Linked DNA regions of Homo sapiens: regions 2 and 3 are each linked to region 1. Evidence: chromatin loops called from intact Hi-C (ENCODE). Cell type or tissue: dorsolateral prefrontal cortex. All regions are shown on one strand.

The links. Hi-C counts contacts between places; a loop is a spot of excess contacts. Peaks named below come from ENCODE experiments on the same cell type or tissue, not always from the same donor. Only the 100,000 strongest peaks of a DNase experiment are listed, where the experiment ranks them.
Region 2: it touches region 1 in a loop (2.4-fold over the local background); 3 of 110 quality-filtered maps call a loop at or near these places.
Region 3: a loop joins it to region 1, with 3.0 times the contacts of the local background. A loop is called at or near these places in 3 of 110 quality-filtered maps.

The regions. Positions count from the first base shown.
Region 1 is chr4:26,409,802-26,412,301 of GRCh38, reverse strand. All of the region lies in intron 3 of RBPJ (recombination signal binding protein for immunoglobulin kappa J region), which reads right to left. Among named protein-coding and RNA genes, the nearest start is that of CCKAR, 79 kb to the left of the region's middle. In dorsolateral prefrontal cortex, CTCF peaks have their summits at 1,209 and 1,409 (motif pointing right); no DNase peak of the experiment used is centred here; H3K27ac peaks cover 1,390 bases.
Region 2 is chr4:26,238,322-26,240,821 of GRCh38, reverse strand. The region is part of intron 1 of LOC124900690 (a long non-coding RNA gene); the gene reads left to right. It also overlaps a transcript of RBPJ not described here. Among named protein-coding and RNA genes, the nearest start is that of RBPJ, 81 kb to the left of the region's middle. RefSeq lists enhancers at 1,375-1,923, 1,924-2,474. In dorsolateral prefrontal cortex, a CTCF peak has its summit at 1,239; a DNase peak (open chromatin) is centred at 1,803; H3K4me3 peaks cover 1,319 bases; H3K27ac peaks cover 2,500 bases.
Region 3 is chr4:26,192,446-26,194,945 of GRCh38, reverse strand. The region is part of intron 2 of LOC105374545 (a long non-coding RNA gene); the gene reads left to right. It also overlaps a transcript of RBPJ not described here. Among named protein-coding and RNA genes, the nearest start is that of LINC02357, 120 kb to the right of the region's middle. In dorsolateral prefrontal cortex, a CTCF peak has its summit at 1,228; no DNase peak of the experiment used is centred here.

The DNA.
Region 1 (2,500 bases):
AAGATAGTGCCACTGTACTCCAGCCTGGATGACAGAGCAAGACTCTTACAGGGTCATGTTGGCACTCGGGGTTTTCAGATTTTGGAGCACTTCGAATTTTTGGATTGGGAATGCGCAACCTATATGCCAAATACAGTAGTCAAATCTCAATGAGTTATCATAAATGGTACTTTTTTTTTTTTTTTTTGAGACGGAGTCTTGCTCTGTCACCCAGGCTGGAGTGCAGTGGCGCGACCTCCACTCACTGAAAGCTCCACCTCCCAGGTTCATGCCATTTTCCTGCCTCAGCCTCCCGAGTAGCTGGGACTACAGGCACCCGCCACCACGCCTGGCTAATTTTTTTTTTTTTTGTATTTTTAGTAGAGATGGGGTTTCACCATGTTAGCCAGGATGGTCTCGATCTCCTGACCTCGTGATCCGCCCGCCTCGGCCTCCCAAAGTGCTGGGATTACAGGCGTGAGCCACCGCGCCTGGCCCATAAATGGTACTTCTTAATTTCACATCTGAAAAATATAAAGAGAGCTAAACTGATAAAAGAATGAGTAGTGCTGGTTTTCTCAAAAGTACTGTGACAAAATGCATGAAATGGTAAAAATCAGGTTGATAAAAAATTCTCTATTCAAAACACTGACCAAGGTTCTATCTTGAAAGTGCTTTCCAATCATGTAATAAATATAAGAAAAATGAAGACTTTTCAATAGTCTGAGTCTTTAAAAAAAAAAAAGTCAACTCTAAATTATTTCAAAAAGCCATGATGGAAGTAGCAAATCCAATATAATCTAAACATTCAAATTATTTCTATATTGCTGATAAAATCATACCTTAAACATCCCAATATCATCATCCCCTAAAATACGGCAAACAAATCAAGTTGTTGCCCATACTTCGTAAAAATCTAGTGATTGAATAAAAGTCAGCATATATACAAAAAAAAAAGGCAAGAATACACGCAAAAGAAACTAAAGGGAGTGGGGTAAAAATAAAAGGCCACCAAATTAACAGAAGAAAACTTAAATACATCTTTATTTATTTATTTATTTATTTAATTTTAAAGACAGAGTCAGACTTTCACTATGTTGCCCAGGCTGGTCTTGAACTCCTGGTCTCAAGGGATCCTCCTGTCTTGGCCTCTCAAAGTGTTGGGATTACAGGCATGAGCCACTGCACCTGGCCTAAAATATATCTTATGTGGTGTATTTTAGGCCAGGTGTGTGAAACTGACTATTTTTTAAAATTTGGGCAGTTGGTCAATATGTATCAAACACTCAGTGAAAAGTCTGAAAAGTGGTTAGCTTACAGAATTTAACTGCTGCTATAAAAAGATATCCTATAAAACACGTTGCCTTTATTTTCTCATCTTCCCTAGCAGCTCTATCAACTATAACAAACAATACTTTCTCTGCCACTTGGTGGCGATATGCACACATTTAAAATTTTACTCCTTTCACAGTTGTCTTTATTTTCAGAGACTGTTTCAACCACTGATTTCCTCAAATCTTGAGATGATGTCTGAAAACTGCCTTACAGATTCAAAGAAGGCTTTTTATCCATTCCAATATATAAAATAAATTAGGTTAAACAGAATCCAAACTCATGATATTTGCATTATCTTGCTACCTTTGCAGAATCATCACTAACCTTTGATGATTATTCAGTTCACAAGGACCATATTTAGGAACTTTTTGCATGCCACAATTGGCCAATTAACACAAATCTCAATATGACTTCAGAATCAGTCTAAATGACTTTACTGTTCATTGTTTTAACAGCATCATTACTGCTACTGCTTAATTACTTCCTTCAAGAAAGCTCTAGATAAAATAATCTTTTAAAAAGTTTATTCTTTAACCTAAGATCTTACTTAATGAGAAATTAATCACTAATATAAATGGGGTACTAGATGTGCCATGCAAATAAATACTAGTTATTAGGCACCATATTTAACATCAAGAACAATTTTAAATTTGGAGATAAAATTTCCTAACCAAGTATTTTTAAGCATCACTCACTGGAGTTATTTTGTATGCCAAAAAGACACAGCCAAGAGGACTGTGATCATGCCCCCAGGTAACCTCACGCCTTACGCCTTTGCAACTCTTCAAAAAGGCCTGAACCAGGATCGGCAAGAAAGAAGACAGATCCTCTTCCCACTGTGCACTCCACCACCAAGTAAGAGCCCAGAACACTTCTCTGAATCCAGGGCAGTTTGACAGACATCCAGAGGGCTAGATTAGCATTAGCAGTCCTTTACTACTAACACCTGTTTTTTAAAAAAATCAAGTAAATTTAATGGGTTTCCCCTTTATCATAAAGTAATGCAGGTCTACTTTGAAATTTTTAACAATACAAATCAGTAAAAATATAGGAAAGTAGTTACTCTGGCCTTTTCATCATTTTTGTTCATTTTTTAGAGGACTTCAAAGCTTAGATTGTTAAAGCTTTCTTTTGACTGGGGTTTTAGACCAGCTAGGCCATGCCCAAATAATACACAGAAATTGAA
Region 2 (2,500 bases), 170 kb after region 1:
TTGGGGGTCACAGGATATTGCACAAAACGAAGGCAGTTTGAGAGTCCAAAACCTTTTCACATCTTCTGTGTGAAAATTTCAAGAAGAAAATCAGCAGGATAAACATGAAAGGTCTATCTAACATTAAACCTGGAATGCAGTATGGGTTCAACAGATGAATCTGGAATCCAAATGATCATTTTGGTTTTCACCTTCTGAAGACATCAAGGACCCCCTTCCATAGACAAGAGCCCACTAAAACATGCTCTTCCTCATGTTCTTCTTAAATACGTCCTTCCCTACTTCAGCACGGGTATAGCTTGGTTGCTTTTCTCTCCCTCTAATCCTACATCTGGCACTTTGTGGGTGTTTAATAATTATATGTTCAGACGAATTTCTTCTAAATGTCTGTCCCAGATTAATTCATACTGTGTGAATGTTATTGATCTGGAGAGGAGGGTATAGTTTAGAGAATAAAGTATTTGAAAGGAGGAATGAATGACCCAGACGGGGTATCCCAGGGAATGGCAAAAAGTAAAAGTCAAGGTAAGAAAGAAGAGTAACTAACAGAAGTAGAGTTGTTAAATGAAAAACAGGACATCCAGTTAAATTTGCATTTCAGATAAACGGCAAATGATTTTTTAGTAGGCCTCATGCGATGTTGGGGTATAGTTACACTAAAAATATTATTTGTGATTTATCTGAAATTCAGTGTTAATTGGGCATTCTGTATTATTTGTGAAATCTGGCAACTCTAAACAGGGAATGACAGGGAAGTTTTGCTCACACGGAACTTTGCTCTGCCAAGGCTCAGAGGACGGGGTGCTGGGAGTCCTAAGTATTTCGTCACTTAAATTTCTGCTAACAGGATCTTATTTTCTTTATAAAACATCCTTTACAAGAAAAATTTTGCAAAGTGGAAAACTACATTTTACAATTCATTAAAAAATATATTTTGGCTTTGAGTGGAACTGTGATGAAAATAGAGAATGAAACAGCATAACGGAATTCACTGTCATCACTGAAACAAGGGGACTTTGCCATTTCCCCATAAACAAAGTTTAACTCTACCCAGGTCTCTCCTCTCCTCTCCTCTCCCCTCCCCTCCCCTCCCCTCTTCTCTTCTCCTTTTTTTCTTCTCTTCTCTGTTACTTTCCTTCCCTTCCCTCCAGTGCACTATAAAGGATGCATTAACTACACCATGACTGCTCTGAAAATGTATCCTGGGATCCTTGGTTGACATTTGCTTTTAGTACAGGCAGAGGTCACTTGGAGCAAAGTTTACAAGCCTTTTCTTGATTACATTGTGCTTAAAGTGTTAACCCTGTTAGCAGTCACAGCACAGATTTCCTCAATGAGACTCTTGTGCGCCTGACAATGTAACTATTTATTTGCAGAGTCACTACCATTGACATTTGTGCTGCTCAATGCAAAGTGTTACCAGTGCTTTCTTTATGTCACTGTTTCTCTTCAGTAACCAAGAAAAGCAAAACAAAGTACAAATAACTGCTTATTCAGAAAGAAATCTCAGATTGTTCCTTAAACCTGCTCCAGGCAGCGGATACAGACTTTTGAGTGATCTGGAAAATATGAAAAGCACTTGGCTGGGATACAAAACCCGAACTGATCTGTGGTGATGGCAAAAGCAGAAATAGGAGCTCAGTAATAAAAATAAATTTCTATATGGCTGATCATGGTCCGGCTGGCTTGAGGAGGGAGGAGCAGGTCTTGGAAGTTAGGCTATTATCTGAGCAGTCGTTGCTTTGGTGGTGTGTGTGGGGGTTGGGGAATAGGGCTTTGCTTCATAGGCCATCCCTCAATTGTTGTCTGATTGATTGAAAAAGGCAAATGGTGCCGCCCTGTTCCTGCCAAGTGTTTTCTTCTGCGTCTGCTCTCCCTGGGTGCCTGGAGCGTTGATCTCTGTGGCTCTCTCACCTGCTGCTTTGTTCCAACAAAGCTGGCGTCTTACAGCCGCCGCCACTCACTCTTCCAAGCCGTTGTCCTGGCTGTCCTGACTGTGTAAACCCTGCCATCCCCATCTGCCCAGCCACCTGCCTCCTTGTCTCTAGATATCCTCCCGCGACCCCACCACTTCTGGGAAGCTCTCCGGAATTATGACCACCCACTTGTCTCCAACTGCTGGCCCAACCCTCTCCCCAAAGCTGCTCTCAAAACGACTGCATCTCATTTCTGTTGATTGTTTCTATGTCACAGCAGAGGGGAAGGTGCACACACACTGAGTCAGGCTGGGATTCATTTATTGACTTTGTCACTTACCAGCTCTGTGACCTTTGGCCACAACAGTAATGATGATACCCTACAACTATAAAACTCTTGTAGTGTGCCAAGCATGTTTACTACACTTTCCATACTTCCTTCTATTTTATCCCTGCATAGAAGCTATGAGATACATTAATACAATGATTCTCCTTGTTTTACAGACAAGAAAGCTGAGGCTCAAAGAAGTTAAGAACTTGGTTGAGCCAAGCATGGTGGCTCATGCCTGTAATCCCAGCACTTT
Region 3 (2,500 bases), 220 kb after region 1:
CAGGAACCTGGGCAGAGAGGGTTAGTAGGAGTCTCACATTTTATTCTTTGCTCCCTAGCAGGTGCACACATAGATATGGTTAGGAGGGTGTGCAAAACCAGGGCAGCAGAGACTTCAGGACCACTGGTCACAGCCACTCTCTGAGGGAGACATTTTATTTTGCATTTGTATCGTGTGCTCTGAGATGAAAGTTGAGCTTCTTCCTCTGGGAAGCTCATGGTCTAGTGGAGACACACGGGTCCACACAATTAGAACCCAGGGTACAAAATGCAAAGGTAACTGTGCTAGCTCAGAGGAGAGGTGAAGTGTGGTGGTGATAGGTGGGGGCCTACAGGCCCAGAAATCTGTTCTGGGGGGATGGCTGAGCTTTCTGAAGTCATGTGACCTGGTGGTTCCATCACTGATAGGCTGTGTGGCACGGAACAAGTTATTTCATCTTCATGAACCTAGTTTCCTCATCTGACAATGGGCACAAGATTATTAAAGTGCTTAGCACAGTGCCTGGCATGCTGCAAGTGCTCAATAGATATTATCTATGGTTATTATATCAGTGCTCCTTAGTGTTTCTCTTCTGGATTAAATGTGTGTGTGTGCTCATGTGCATGTTTATATCTGGCTGAGACTAGAGCCTTTGGGAGTGTTTCTTACCCGGGGCTCAAATGTACCAGATTCTCAGAGCAAGTTTCATAGTGTCAACTATCCAATGGGAAAGGTCAAGACCCAAGAGCCAGAGAAAGGGGCTGACAGGCCAGTATCCAGCCAAGAAATTAGACATAGATGACATAGGAAACCATGGTTCAGAAGTAAACGGGATGAATGTTCTGGATAAACACCTGTGTGTCTATCAAATGCTATTACCCGTGTCTTTGCAGGTGACACTGGGATAATTGGGTGTAATAATCAGCTAAGGAAGGAATGGATAGAATTAGCCTGAAGGAAGAGAGAGGGAATGTTGCCCTACGTAAAGGAAGCAAGATGTGTGAGGGAGAGAGGCTTGGGAGAACCTGCCATGTTTTGAAGCAATGAGCAGCTTGGTAGGACCAGAGAATGGGAAACTATGCAGGGAGATAGAGGCTGAGAAGGCAATAGGGGCCAGGTATTGCAGGCTCTGGAGGTCAGGCTTAGCAATCTGGTCATCATTCTGAGCATAAGAGGGGGCTATGGAAGGAGCTGGAGAACAGGAAAGGCAGTGTCAGATTTTTGGATTAAAAAGCTCCCTCTGGCTGCCGTGTGAAGCTTGAGCTGTGTGAAGACAATCTGACAGCAGCGATTGCAATTCTGTGGGAGTGGAGAAGGTGCTTATGTTGAGCAAGGGTAATAGTTCCATGATTTATTATACTAGCGATTATGGTGATGCCAGTGTTCTGGAGCAAGTTGAAAGGCAGATTCAGGGCTCAAACCCAGTGGAAAATGTTCAGGAAGGGAAAGTTTTAAAAAGTCTTCAACTAAAAAAAAAATTGACACCGAAACAAAGAAGAAAGGGGAAATTTTCATAAAAAGAACCACCAAAGTCAACTTTGTAAAAGTAAAAATGAGAACGCGTCTCTGTGGATAACCTTTACTTATTCCAAAACTGAGACAAGAGGCACCTTCATTTTCAATATGGAAGCAAGAGCCTCCTTGTTGCTCTGGGCAACCTGTTGCTGTGATCAGCTTGTATGAAACGCTTTGTGAATATTCATCCCTCCACTGATACATGCCTTTTCATTTCCTATTACTACTGTGATAACTTCCCATTAGTTCTGTGGCTTAAAGGAACACAAATTTATTATTTTACAGTTTGGGAGGTCAGAAGGTGACATGGATCTTAATGGAGCTAAAAGTGCCACGTCAGCAGGGCTGCACTTTTTTTTCTGAATGTCCCAGCCTCTAGGGACCTGAATTCCTTGGCTCATGGCTCCTTCTTCCATCTTCAAAGCCAGCAACTGCCTCACTCCAGCCTCTGCTTCTGTCATCATATCCCCTTCTCTGATTCTGGTTCTTCTGTCTCCCTTTTTCACTCATAAGGACCCTTGTAGAATCCAGGATATTCTCCCGATCTCAGGATCTCTAATGTAATCACACCTGCAAAGTCCCTTTGGTGACGTATTTGCAGGTTCTGGTGACTAGGATATGGACATTTTGGAGGGCTGTTATCCTGCCTATTATGGTGATTGTGCTTATTATGGAATGGAAATAATAAGAAATGGGCTTACATGGCAGCGAGGCAATGTGTGGTGATGGTTAAACCTAAACTGGTGGGGCCAGGCTTCCCGGGTTTGCATGCTGTGTCTTCCAACTGCCAGCCCACTGGTCTCTGTTCACTTCCTCATCCAGCAGTGGGATGTTAATCAGACCCACCTCATAGAGTTGAGAACCAATTAAGTGCTAGTATATGTCAATAACTTTGAGTAGTAACTGGCATATAGTAAGTGCTCATTAGATACTGGCCATTTTAATCTAATGAGTGGGTATTGCATAATCCTTTTGTTCTGTGATTGCATTTAATGATTAATAGCAA